2 separate regions of the Homo sapiens genome follow, and region 2 is linked to region 1. The links are chromatin contacts, found by Hi-C or POLR2A ChIA-PET in ENCODE. All regions are on one chromosome and are shown on one strand. The core of a region is the stretch at or near the end of the contact, and the rest is flanking DNA. Distances in the headings are between cores, read along the strand shown. Region 1 overlaps KALRN (kalirin RhoGEF kinase). Region 2 overlaps KALRN (kalirin RhoGEF kinase).

What was found. Hi-C counts contacts between places; a loop is a spot of excess contacts on that map. ChIA-PET counts read pairs that join two places held with the same protein, here RNA polymerase II (POLR2A). Pooled maps may share reads with other maps.
Region 2: a loop to region 1 is called in a map of naive thymus-derived CD4-positive, alpha-beta T cell, with 2.0 times the contacts of the local background. The contact joins two enhancer-like sites. A Hi-C loop is called at or near these places in 7 of 168 maps with a recorded cell type or tissue (Caco-2, GM11168, K562 and 3 more), 10 of 37 single-sample maps with no recorded cell type and 16 of 50 pooled maps. POLR2A ChIA-PET finds 5 or more read pairs at or near these places in 3 of 52 experiments (GM12878, H1 and HepG2).

The regions. Positions count from the first base shown.
Region 1 is chr3:124,565,713-124,571,871 of GRCh38, forward strand. All of the region lies in intron 34 of KALRN (kalirin RhoGEF kinase), which reads left to right. All of the region lies in intron 2 of LOC105374076 (a long non-coding RNA gene), which reads right to left. Among named protein-coding and RNA genes, the nearest start is that of UMPS, 160 kb to the right of the region's middle. Within about 2 kb of position 4,263, at least 2 of the 41 ENCODE cell types and tissues checked have a DNase peak (open chromatin) inside an H3K27ac peak, as active enhancers do.
Region 2 is chr3:124,631,329-124,637,476 of GRCh38, forward strand. It overlaps KALRN (kalirin RhoGEF kinase), which reads left to right. Exons shown (of 60, transcript NM_001388419.1): 35 at 1,092-1,375; 36 at 2,524-2,625; 37 at 5,880-5,975. Among named protein-coding and RNA genes, the nearest start is that of UMPS, 96 kb to the right of the region's middle. RefSeq lists an enhancer at 3,492-3,993. Within about 2 kb of position 3,663, at least 4 of the 41 ENCODE cell types and tissues checked have a DNase peak (open chromatin) inside an H3K27ac peak, as active enhancers do.

The DNA of each region.
Region 1 (6,159 bases), core at 3,013-5,512:
CCTAGCCTGAGGCTGGGTAAAATGTGCACTCCCTCCCTGCTGGGGCTGCCACATGTGCAACTTCGCAGGAGCAAACCCAAGGTGGAAAGCCAGAGAGCAGTGTCAGAGTCAATCTGTGATCCCGAAGTGGGAGGTGGAAGCATTCAGGGTAAGAATTGCACAGGACTGGGGGTTGTCTCGACTATAGGACAGATTAGTGGAGATTTAACTAAAAATAGGAGATGAAGACCAGGAATGGAAAATAGAGGCAAGAGACAAAGCTGGGAGGGAGGCTGTCATAGAACTTTCCAGCTAATTCTGCCAACCAGCATAGCTTCTTAAAGGTACCAGCAGTGCCTATCACCCATTTCTTTGGCTTTTTATTTCCAGGTTGGTTCCTGTTTCCCCAAGCTTAGGCCAATTATGCTGAGCTTTCAAATGGCATCCTGTGAGGTCTTACTATCTTCTCACCCATGTGAGCTCTGAATACAGAGGTCCCCGACTCCCAACAGTCAAGGACCTAAGTCGGCCAGGCGCAGTGGCTCACTCCTGTAATCCCAGCACTTTGGGAGGCTGAAGCAGGTGGATTGCTCAGGCTCAGGCGTTCGAGACCAGCCTGGGCAACATGGCGAAACCCTGTCTCTACAAAAAAAATTTAAAAATTAGCCAGGTGGGGTGGTGTGCACCTATATAGTCCCAGCTACTCAGGAGGCTGAGGTGGGAGGATCACCTGACCCTGGGAGGCTGAGGCTGCAGTGAGCCATGATCATACCACTGTGCTCCAGCCTGGGTTGCAGAGTGAAACCCTGTCTCAAAAAAAAAAAAAAAGGACCTAAGTCTGCATTCTCCATGGAGCACTCCTTATGCCCTTAACTAGACCCCATTTGAAAGTGTGTGCAGTTATGCACATAGCCCAGCCTCAAAACCCTTTCCCTGTCTCTCTGGGGTCTGCCCAGAGTGTTGGCCTTAGCTAAGACCCAATAAGCTATTCCTTCTCTTATTCCAGCTGGCTGCCTGCTTGGCAAACCGCCTTTTCTTCTCTCAGCAGTAATTTGTCTCCAGTGGGTGCTTTACCTTATAAGTTATGCACAACTAGATTGAGAATAAAATGTTCCTCTGGGGGTTGTGGAATAGGACAGAGTGGTCTCATCTGGTGTCAGGAGGTTGGAATCAATTCCTTTTTCAATTCCCATAAGAGAACTGGTCCTCTTAGCATTTGCAGAGAGCACCAAGTCAGCACTCTTGCAGGCTGTGTGAAGCAGGGACTATGTGTGAGGGCTAAGCACCTTGTGAGTGCTCAGGCCATGACTATCACCCCAGAAATGGGGACAAAAGAACCACAGGATGGTTCTTGATGATCCACTAGCACAGGGTTCCCAACGCTGGCTGCACATGAGAATCATCTGGGAGCTTTTCCAAATGACAATGCCCAGACCCCACCTAGAACAAATGGAATCAGAATCTCTGGATGGGGCCTGAGGGTCAGTATTTTTAAGTGTTCCATAGGTGAATCTAAGGTGCAGTCAGGGTTGAGAACCACTGCACTAGCCCGGTCTCCTCTCTTCCAAGAGAACACTCAGGCTCAGGAAAGCAAGGTGACCTCCCTGAAGCCACAGGGAGTCTGTGGCCAAGCTGGAGCAGACCAGGGCTCCCAGCACCTGTTGAGCTTCTGGGTAGTGCTAGGGCTCCTCTCTGCCCTTCCCTCCTCTGCCTTCTGTGGGAGCAGTGGTTGGTTATTTCCTCCTGATAAGTCTTGGTGTCATTCATGATGGGGTTGGTGAAAAAGAGTGGGGCTGTGTGTCAGAATTGGGGTGGGGCTGCCTTTCCTGCTACTTTACTGCCACTCTGACATCTTAGGGCTTCTCACTGGGATTGGGCCCTCCAGCCCTAGTCCTGCCTTTCCACAGGCCCCTCTCACTTTCACAGCAGCAGGTGGTGGAGGGCAGCACCTCCCAAGAGGCAAGCCTTTGTAGCAGTGGTTTCCAACTCTGGATGCACCTTAGAAACCACCTGGAGGAGGTTTCTAAAAATACTGATGCCTCATATCCACCCCAGAACAATTAATCCAGCTGCCAAGGACCTGGACATCAGTATATTTTTAAGTTCTTTTGTGAAAAAAATAAAAAGAAAAAAATTAGCCGGGCATAGTGGCATGCACCTGTAGTCCCAGCTATTCAGGAGGCTGAGATGGGAGGATTGCTTGAGCCTGAGGGTTCAGGGCTATAGTGAGCTGTGTTCACGCCACTGCACTCCAGCCTGGGCAAAAGAGTGAGACTCTATCTCAGGGGGAAAAAAAAAGAAGAAGAACAAACTTAGTGATTCTGATGTTCCCTTAGGGTTGAGAACCACTGCTTTGTGGACTCAGCACCCCCAGGGTGTCAAGCTTAGGAGATACTTAAAGATGTATTAGAAAGGTTGAGGGTTAATGTCCAGATTATATAAAGAACTCCTGCAACTCAACAACAACAACCAAAAACTAAATTTAAAAATGGACAAAGGACTTAAACAGAAATTTCTCCAAAGAAGATATACAAGTGACCAATAAGTACATGAAAAGATATTCAACATCACTAATTATTGCTAGGAAAATGATAATCAAAACAACAATAACATGTCACTGCAAAGGATGGCTATTGTTTAAAATGTGCACACACAGAAAATAACAAGTGTTATGAGGATGTGGAGAAATTGGAACCCTTGTACACTGCTGGTGGGAATGCAAAATGGTACAGCTGCCATGGAAAACAGTATGGGATTCCTCAAAAAAGTAAAAATAAGATTATCATATCATCTAGCAATCCAACATCTGAGTATATATCCAAAGGAATTGAAAGCAAGGACACAAGCAGAAATTTGTACACCCATGCTCATAGCAGCATTATTCACAATAGTCAAAAGGTGAAAGCAACCCCAGTGTCCAGCAACAGGTGAATTGAATATATACATACAATGGGATACTCTTCAGCCTTAGAAAGTTAGGAAATTCTAACACATGCCACAACATGAATGAACCTTGAGGACATTAGGATAAGTGAAACAAGCCAGACACAAAAGGACAAATACTATATGATTCCATTTAAATGAAATACCTTGAGTAGTCAACTTTTTAGATGTAGAAAGAATGATGATTGCCAGGGGCTGGAGGGAATGGGGAATTAGTGCCTGTTGGGTACAGAGTTTCAGTTTTGCAAGATGAAAAATGTTCTGGAGATGGATGGTGATGATGGTTGCATGACAATGTGAATGGACTTAATGCCACTGAACTGTACACTTAAAAATGGTGAGAATGGCTTTTAAAAAGTATTGGTCCTGGGTACTTCTGCCCCAGGCTCCAATAACCAGTCTAGGTTCTTCTGTACCTGGCTGTACAGGACACCTGTGTTCCTTTTCCTGTGCACTTTCTTCCCTGGCTGGGGCTGAGGGTCTGGAGAAGCTGTAAGGAAATACCTCTCTGCTTATGAAACCAAGTCCAAGGCTTCCCCCGTGAGCCTCAGAAGCAGATGCTCTAGAGGAGAGGGACAGTGGCCCATGGCACCCCTGGCTTGTTCATGAGGAGTCCTCTCCCTGAAGGCCTCCTGATGATTTCTGCTGTTACCACCTACTTGGCCTCAGGAACAGCTTCCCCATGCTGCAGAAGGTGGTGGAGAACCGTGGATAAAACTTGGGCTCTGAAGGCAATTACCATCAACAGCCTGAGAATGCCGGGCAAGTTTGATAATGTCGACTTGTGTTAAGTGTGTCACCAACTCACAAAAATACCTAACATTTATTGAGCTTTACCATGGGTCAGGTTCTGGGTTGCTTTATGCTAATAGCAATAATATTTTCCTCATCTTACAGATAAAGACACTGAGTCTTAAAAAGATTAGGTAATATGCTCAAAGTCACATAGCTGACAAGCAGTGGGCCTAAATTTGAACCCACGCCTGTCCATTTCCCAAGGTCTCACTTTACCACTGTGTTCTACACCCTCCCAAGTCTGAAAGCCTTTGAGACAGGCACTTTAGTTTATTCTCCCATCTGACTTGGCTTGTTAGCCAGTCTAGCTGAATCTAAGAGCATTAACCCCATTATAGTTACACATACCCACCTTCCCACTCTCCCTCTCACCTCTGGCCCCAAATGCCCCACTCTCTAGGAGGAGTGGTAGTAATCAGAGACAGATTTTGTCCTGTGGGTGCTTTGCCAACTAATAAGATTCTGATGTCCTCAGCTGGAGCAGAATGACTCCAAGGAGCACTCTGGACAGCAGGCTGAGCTTAGTCCAACTCTGATAGCGGCCTGCCAACCCCTGGTGCTGGCCCAGCCTGTTCAACAGATTGTCTGCAGGATGGAAGTCCCCTGCACTTTCTGCTGCCAGGAGCCAAAATGCCAAAAAGTTCAGGCTCCTCTGCCTACCAGGAGAGTCCTCCAAAGGTCTTTCTCTACCTCTTACTTTTCAGTATAATTCTGCATTAGGAGCCCTACCCTCAGGTTTTTCATTTATGCCATAATGCCTAACATGGCTTCACTATGGGAGGCTAAAAAAATAATTAGAGGATGAATATTCCCTAAACATTTCCTTTCAGGTACGAAGTGACATGTTATAAATTGCAGCTTGCTGATTTACTTTATCCTACAGTCCTCAATTGCAGGATTGAAGTACGATCCTTCAATCCTCTTCATTTGTATAGGATTGTACTGGTAATTGACTAGATGTGAGGTAGTCCTTTGAGATTCAGAACTCACTTCCTCATAGAAGCAGAAGTATACATGGGAGTATGATCAATGAGGGTGAGAACAGGTTTCCACACTAGCCCACAACATTTTCCTTTATATTAGCATAGCTGAATTACCCTATGTTTGCAATGAAAAGGTGTGGTATGGTGTTTTTAAAAATTATAATACTGTTGGGTAAGAATAGCTGAAACCCAAAAATAATGCATTTGAATAAGAAATGTTGTAATTTATTTGAGTACTGATACTTTTTGAAGAAAAGTATGTTTAAAGATAGATGGAGAGAGTCTAAAAGGAGCTCCTTGACATTTTTCAGAATCATAAAAAGTTAGAGTTGAAACTTACTCTTTTTATAACTGGATAAAACCGGTTCTTGAATAGATTTAATTTGACTCCAGAACATTGGCTTCTTTTGGCTCCTGGGATCTTAGAATTGAAAAGCAGGTGAAAGGTGTTCTAGCTCACTCTCTTTCCAAATACAAGAAACCCCTTCCACAATGTCCTTGACAAGTGGTCAGCTAAGCATTACTTGAGCACTTCTAGGGACTGGGAGCTTATTACTTCTAGAGCCTGTTGGATTTTAGTGTAATTCTAAGGGCTAGAATATTCCTCATATATTGCACTGAAATCCAAACACTTTCTACCCACGTCTCCTTCTATTCTCCCCCGTCCGAGCCCCGAGTGTAAATCCACCAGTGCTAATTATTATTCTCCCTCTCCTTCTGATCTGTATCTAGAAGAAAGTAATACAATTTGCAGATAAAATGTTAAACACTTCTTTCCTAAGCTATATAAGCCTAGCAATTTCTCCATAAATCCTTTTATTAAACGCTTAGAGCAGAACAAAATGTTTTTAATTAAATTCAACAATCCTGACTTGTTTAAAGTGATTGTTTGTGTTTATGGATTAATAGTCCTTTCCAATGTCCTTGGATTTGAGAACTTCACAGTCCATCCTTACCCTTGAACTTTGGGCATCCCCTGGTTTCTCACTCACAGACACCTGATCTGTTGTCCTCTCTGGGCATAGAGCTTAGAGGCAAGTGCCTTCTACTCTGAGACTCTCTATAGGCTGGACTTTTTTCCTGGTTATTCCCTACAGTCATTCATATTGCTATTTGTTCTAAAGTAGCATTTTTATTACCTTTTATTCATGTCTTCCTGAATTACCTCTAGGATCCTTTCCACTTCTAAAAATGTCTGTTTTTTTCTCTCTGCATCAGGTAATTACCTTTGTTAATTTAAAGGGATTAACCAAAGTATCCTGTGTTTATTTTATTTTTTTTCTATTTTTTATTTTGGAGACAGGGCCTCACTCTGTTGCCCAGGCTGGAGTGCAGTGGCAAATAGCTGGGACCACAGGTGCTTGCCACCATCCCTAGCTAATTTTTGTATTTTTTTGTAGAGATGAGGTTTCGCCATGTTGCCCAGGCTGGTCTCGAACTCCTGAGCTCAAGCAATCTG
Region 2 (6,148 bases), core at 2,413-4,912, 65 kb after region 1:
CAGACTTGAAGGCAAGCTGCTATTCAATTTCTCCACTCAGGTATCTAATGGGCATCTCAAAGATGTCTAAACCTAAACTCCTATATTTCCTCCCTGAGTCCTGTTCCTCCTATATTCTTCCACATCTCAGGAACCCCATCCTAACCTCAGACCCAAAACCTGAGATACCCTTGACTCTTTTTTCATATCCCATACACACATAGTCTGTCAGCAATTCATATTGGCCCTTCCAGCAAAACATCTCCAGAATCTGATCACTTCTAACAACCACTAGGACCACCCTACTTCTAAACCACCAACATCCCTCACCTGGAATAGTGCAGTGGCCTCCCAACCAGTTTCCCTATTTCCACTTGCCCTCAATATAGAAACCAGAATGACCTTTAAAAATATAAGCCAGATTGAATCACTCTGGCTCAGAATCTTCCAGTGGGTTTTCACTCCAGGTAAAAGCCAGAGGCATAGCACTGGCTTACCACATGCTTGTTGACCCAGCTCCCAGTAGCTTTTCTGACTTCCTTTCTTACTGATCCCCCCGGCTTACTCCACCAAGGCCACCCCAGGCCTTGCCTTGGGACCTTTGTGTTTGCTCTTCCGCCCAGAAGGCCCTTCGCCAGATGGCGTCACCACCACTAGGCCTTGGCTCACATGTCATGTCATGAGACTGGCCCTGATCACCTCTTCAATCTGCACCCCCTTTTCCAACCCCAGCACTCCCTAATCCCTTCCCGTACTTTGTGTTTTGATGTAGCACTTCTCACCACCTGTCATACTTTTCATTTTGCTTATTTTATTTTTATAGTCTATTATATGTGTTTCCCACCAGAATGTAAACTCCGCGAAGGCAGGAGTTTCTGTCTTCTGCCCACTCCTGTATCCATAGTACCGGGAATGGTGCTTCATACTTTAAAAATTGAGTGAGCGTTTGCCTTTCTTACTGTTGTTGAGAGGGTTCTCTGGACTGGGGTCTACAGCTGGCCTGGACATTCTGCCTTGTGTCCTAGCTTCCTGAGGATGGAGCTGTCTCAGTCCCAGGTTTGCGGCCTGCCTTCACCACCTCTGACATGGCTGTGTCTGTCCGTTTTCCTCAGATGCATACTCTCATTCCTCAAGCGAGAATGGAGGCAAGTCCGAGTCCGTGGCCAACCTGCAGGCCCAGCCCTCCCTGAACTCCATCCACAGTTCCCCGGGTCCCAAGCGCTCCACCAACACTCTTAAGAAGTGGCTGACGAGTCCTGTGCGTCGGCTTAACAGCGGGAAGGCAGATGGAAACATCAAAAAGCAGAAGAAAGTTCGCGATGGTCGGAAGAGCTTTGACCTGGGATCTCCCAAGCCTGGGGATGAAACAACCCCTCAGGGAGACAGCGCTGATGAGGTACTTACAGGGGGCCCTGGAGTTGTCCATCAGGAGGGCCTTCTGACATGTCTCCTTCCTCAGGTTTTGTCAACTAGGCCATCTCAAATCTCCATTAGTGTGTTACCTTGAGCCTAAGTGATTTGGATTCTTTTTATTCTTAAGACATTGGCCAGTTTGATTTGTGGCTGATTCAGAAGCTGACTAGCCCCTAAGACTTCCAGCAGACAGAAACCATTTGCCAGATTTGGAGATAGGACCTGGGCCTGAGGGGAGTCATTTGGTCATTAGTTCCCTACCTCTACTAAGGACTACATTAAAACCAGCTAGACCTGTTTAGATTTAGAATAAAAGAATGAAGATTGTTTCATTTTGAAAACAGGACTGTGCTGGGAGATTGTAGCTGTTTTCAAGTCTCTTGAGCAGTGCCACACATCAAAAGGAATAGATCATCCAGAGTTACTCCAGATAACTATGATGAACAGATGAAGATTACAATAGGCAGGGTTTCCGCTCAAAGAAAAAGTTTAATCTAGGAGTCAGTCAGTGATTAAATGGGCCTTCATGAAAACTAATGAACGCCCATACTGGAAGGTTTGAGAGACTGTAGCCAAAGTTAGGCTGGATGAAGCTGAGATTCTGTAACCAAAAGACAGTGGATATGTTTTGGTTGGGGAAATGAGATACCTGTTTTATTTGGCACACAATCCTGCTCTAATCACTGATGTGGCTAAGAAATTCTTTGTGATGTGTAACTGGACCCCCTCTTGTTGTGATTTTATGCTACCTGCCATTTCTCCCTCTGGAAATGGCAGCTAAGCCTGGCGGCATTTGGGCTATGGTTTCATAGCCCTACAAAAATGTAAAAGTTAGGCTCTCTCTGACTACTTCCAGCTTTTTCTTTTCTTGCTAATCGATAAGATAGATAGTTTCTGGTTTTGCTTCTTTTTGGGGGTGTGTGTGTGTGTGTGTGTGTTCCCCACTGGTGCTCACTCTCATTTGAAATAAGCAGGTGTATCCATGTATCAAAAGAGGAAATTGCGACTGAACAGTTAAGAGTGAGTTGAGAGAGGAACTCTCCTCCTATGTATTATTTTTGTTAATGTCAAGTCCAGAACCACTGGCATGTTTGTGACACAGTAACTAATGCTGCTCTTTTGTTCTAGAAGAGCAAGAAAGGTTGGGGTGAAGATGAGCCGGATGAAGAGTCACACACACCCCTCCCACCACCTATGAAGATTTTTGACAACGACCCTACACAGGATGAAATGGTAGAACTTCTTTACTTGCTCACTTAAAAGAGCAACGTGCCGTGCGTGATTTTGTTTTTTGTGTGTGATGGGGGTAGTCATACTCTTTCTCCCATGTTATCTCGTCGTCCACATGAATCCATGTTGATACCAATTGTGTCTCTATTTGGTAGGTGTCCCTTCCCCAACCCTGGAGGTCCAACTTCATTCTAGGCAGTGGAGGGGGTGTGTGCAGAATTCTCAAAGTGGGAATCTGCCTGGTGTCTTGTCCTGTTGATAAAGGGTAATGGCTCTGTCTTTGGAAGCAGCACATCCTAAAAGGAGCAATTCCAGGTAGTTCCAGTCCACAACCATTTTGTCGTACCTGACTGTACAACCTGCATGTTAGTTGTTTTCCCTATAGTCAACTCTAAACTCTAACTAATGGTAGCTACCAGTCAAGCCCAGTGTTGGTCAAATTTTGCAATGACGGTATGAGGAATGAAGATGCTGCTAAGGGGAAGTTATTGTCAAAGGTGGGCAAACTTAATATGCGAAATTGCCTGACTTTGCTTTGCAAGATTCCCCGGCCCGCTGGCATGCATAGGCTCACTGGTATTTGAAATATCGATGCCCCCTGTGTCTCCAGTCACCCGGTGATCATCCCAGTTGTTCTGGAGCAGAAGCGTAGGTTAGACGTGCTTCCAGGTACTGACCCGAGGCTTGGGGCAGCTTTATGTTCTCCCTCACTTGTCACTCAGTCTCCTTGCAGCTCTGCTTTCACATCACCTTTTTTTTTCTGCCTTAAGTGTTGCTGATTCTCTTAGACTCTGGACGTGGAAGCGGCAGGTTTGGGTTTTGACTGTATGGCACTTTCCATTTGCTTTTTCAAGTGCTGTTTTGTTGCAGTGGTGGTAGTGGATGTGGCAGCTTGTCTACCTGTCCCTCCAGGCTCTCCTGTGCTCTCTAGTGCTCTGCCCTGTAGTGGGACAGCCTCCTGCGGGTGTGTCCTTTCTGGTGACATCTCAGTTCTTATTTTAATTCTCTCTGCTTTGCATTTGAATTGTTAACCCACAGACATTAACTGAAGTCTTCCTCTGTGCTAGGCCGGAAGGACAAAGTCTAGGGACTCTGAGATGTGGCAGCTGCCCCCATGATGTGACTCACCTAGTCGTGGCCCCTCCTAGGTGATGTTGGTGGCCCTGTCTTCAGGGCCAGCTCTTTGACTCTGGATTATTGGGAAGAGACATAGTAGGAAGGCTGGTGTTATACCATCCTGGGTTCCTGAGACAGAAGTGCTGGTGCTTCACCTTGAGATGGAAATGAGACCTGCCTACTTGTAATGTATTTTATAAACAGCGATCATGGCCTAAGGAGTAGGGTGCCCATGTCTCACACAGCCCTCTGTGCAAGGGCCCCACTTGCATAAGGTCACCACCTTCTCTCTCTAATTCCCTCAAACACAGCTTGTTTACAGAAATGGATGTTACATTGTTTCTGGATAATTTTTAACCCAGAATTCTGACTTACCTTTATTTGTGTAGCCTTTTCCTTATGCAGAAATGGGGCAGATGGCAACAGTCTCCTTTCAGATACATGAACTCTCCTTATTCCTGCTTGTTTGATTTCTGTATGTTTTTTATAAATGTTTGGGAGTGGGATGAACTTCAGAGCATCTAGCAAATGGAGTTGGATGTATTAAAACAATTTTTACAACACTGTCAAAGGAATTTTTAAAAGTTCACCGTTGTAATATTGTGCAATTGTCTTCTCCTTGTTTCCTTCTAATCTTTTTCTTATGTGTGTACGTTTTACTTTTACAATTATAATATGCATATGTTGTGTCCAATGTTTTATTTACTACCATTTCCTAAAATTGCATGAATTTTTTTCTTCCTAGCTGTAATTTTAATAGCTGGAGAAAATTTTGCTTATTTGCTGTTCCATAATGTGTTTGATCAGCCTGTTGGGGACATCCTAACAGGGTGTTTCCATTGTTTGCTACTATGGCTAATACTACTACATACAGATCACTGTGTATATACAGCATTTGTTCTTTTGACTTCTGTCCTTGGAATAAATTCCCAGGAGTAGGATTACTAGATTAAAAAGAGGATAGCTTGATTTTCCACATGGACGTAAGCTTTTTCCTGCAGTCCCCAAGAGAGGAAAAAGAATATTGTTATATCTTCCTTAATTATAATTATTTTCCTCCCATCTCAGAAGCAAAGACTTAATAAAGTAACTTAGATTAGATGAGAAGCTTCATTTTTGAAACTTTCTCTCTAACCCAAGGGGCAAACTTGAAGGAGCCTATGTCCTGGCCTTGGGAACACCACTGCCCCCTGCTCTGATAAGCTGGAAGTAAAAGCACACACAAACGGTGCAGGGTTAACTATTTCTCCCCCAGTTTCTTCTCAGGTAGAAGAAGGAAGAAAAAGCCAAACAAAAAACCACCATCCTTCAGTGAGCAGGAAGCCCCAAACCATTGACCACACAAACAACCACATGGACAACTCCTCACTGCTGGTGCAGGGGAAAAGGGACACAGGGAGGTCCTGGAGTCGTCTCTCTTTACTATGAACAGGGTAGTTCCTAGCTGCTTCAGGACTCCTGCTAAAGCCTTTTATTACTTCCTAGTGTTCCAGTTCAGGGGCCTTACCAGAGCCAGCTATGCTTTGTGGAGGGGTAAGGGTGTATGTGTGTCAGGGGCAGAGCGGGAGAGGAAGACAGAGGGAGAGAATATAGGAAGGGAGTATCTAGCTTGCTGGTCTCTAAGGGTCCTGCCCCTAGCATTTTTGCTGGACACATAATAAAGATCTATATCTAAGGCTGTAGTAAAGCAAGGACTGTTTCCCTTTTTTGGACACACTCAAGGCTGGGTTTGTTGAATCCTTCACACCCCAAAACAGCAACGGGCAGCTGTGTAGTGGCCAAAGTCTCGTTTGCCCACAGAGCAGTAGCCCCCGCCCTCCAAGCTGTTGCTGTCAGTAGGTACAACACTAGTCTGTAGGCCTCCCAGGAAGTCAGTGATTTCTCCTCTCCCCTCCTTCATAGGCTTGCCTAAGGATAGCCTAGTACCATCCATTTGCTGCTGGCTAGAATTCCTAATAAGGGGTTGGGCAGGCCTGTATGTATTACACCCACACTCTTCTCCCTCTGTCACCTCTTCCGTCTAAACACAGAACTTTGCTTCCCTTCCCTGGCTTGAGCTTTGGACTTTCTGTTTTATTTCCTGATCACTGTTCCTTATTCTTTGCTAATCTGCTTTTCCTCTGCTGCCCGATGTCTTGCAGTCCTCCTCTTTGCTAGCAGCCCGGCAGGCTTCCACTGAAGTACCTACTGCTGCAGACCTTGTCAATGCAATAGAAAAGTTGGTCAAAAACAAGCTGGTAAGTGGGGGTCCTGGAGGCAGTTCTGTGTGTGTCTCACCTTCACACTGCTCCAGGCTTGCATCTGTCTGCCGTTTTCTCCTTTGCACCTGTCCTCATTCTTCCTATGTGATTGCAGCTAATGATGGTTTCTAAAAAGCTGTACCCCAGAGTCCTTTTTGACTTTGTTTGGG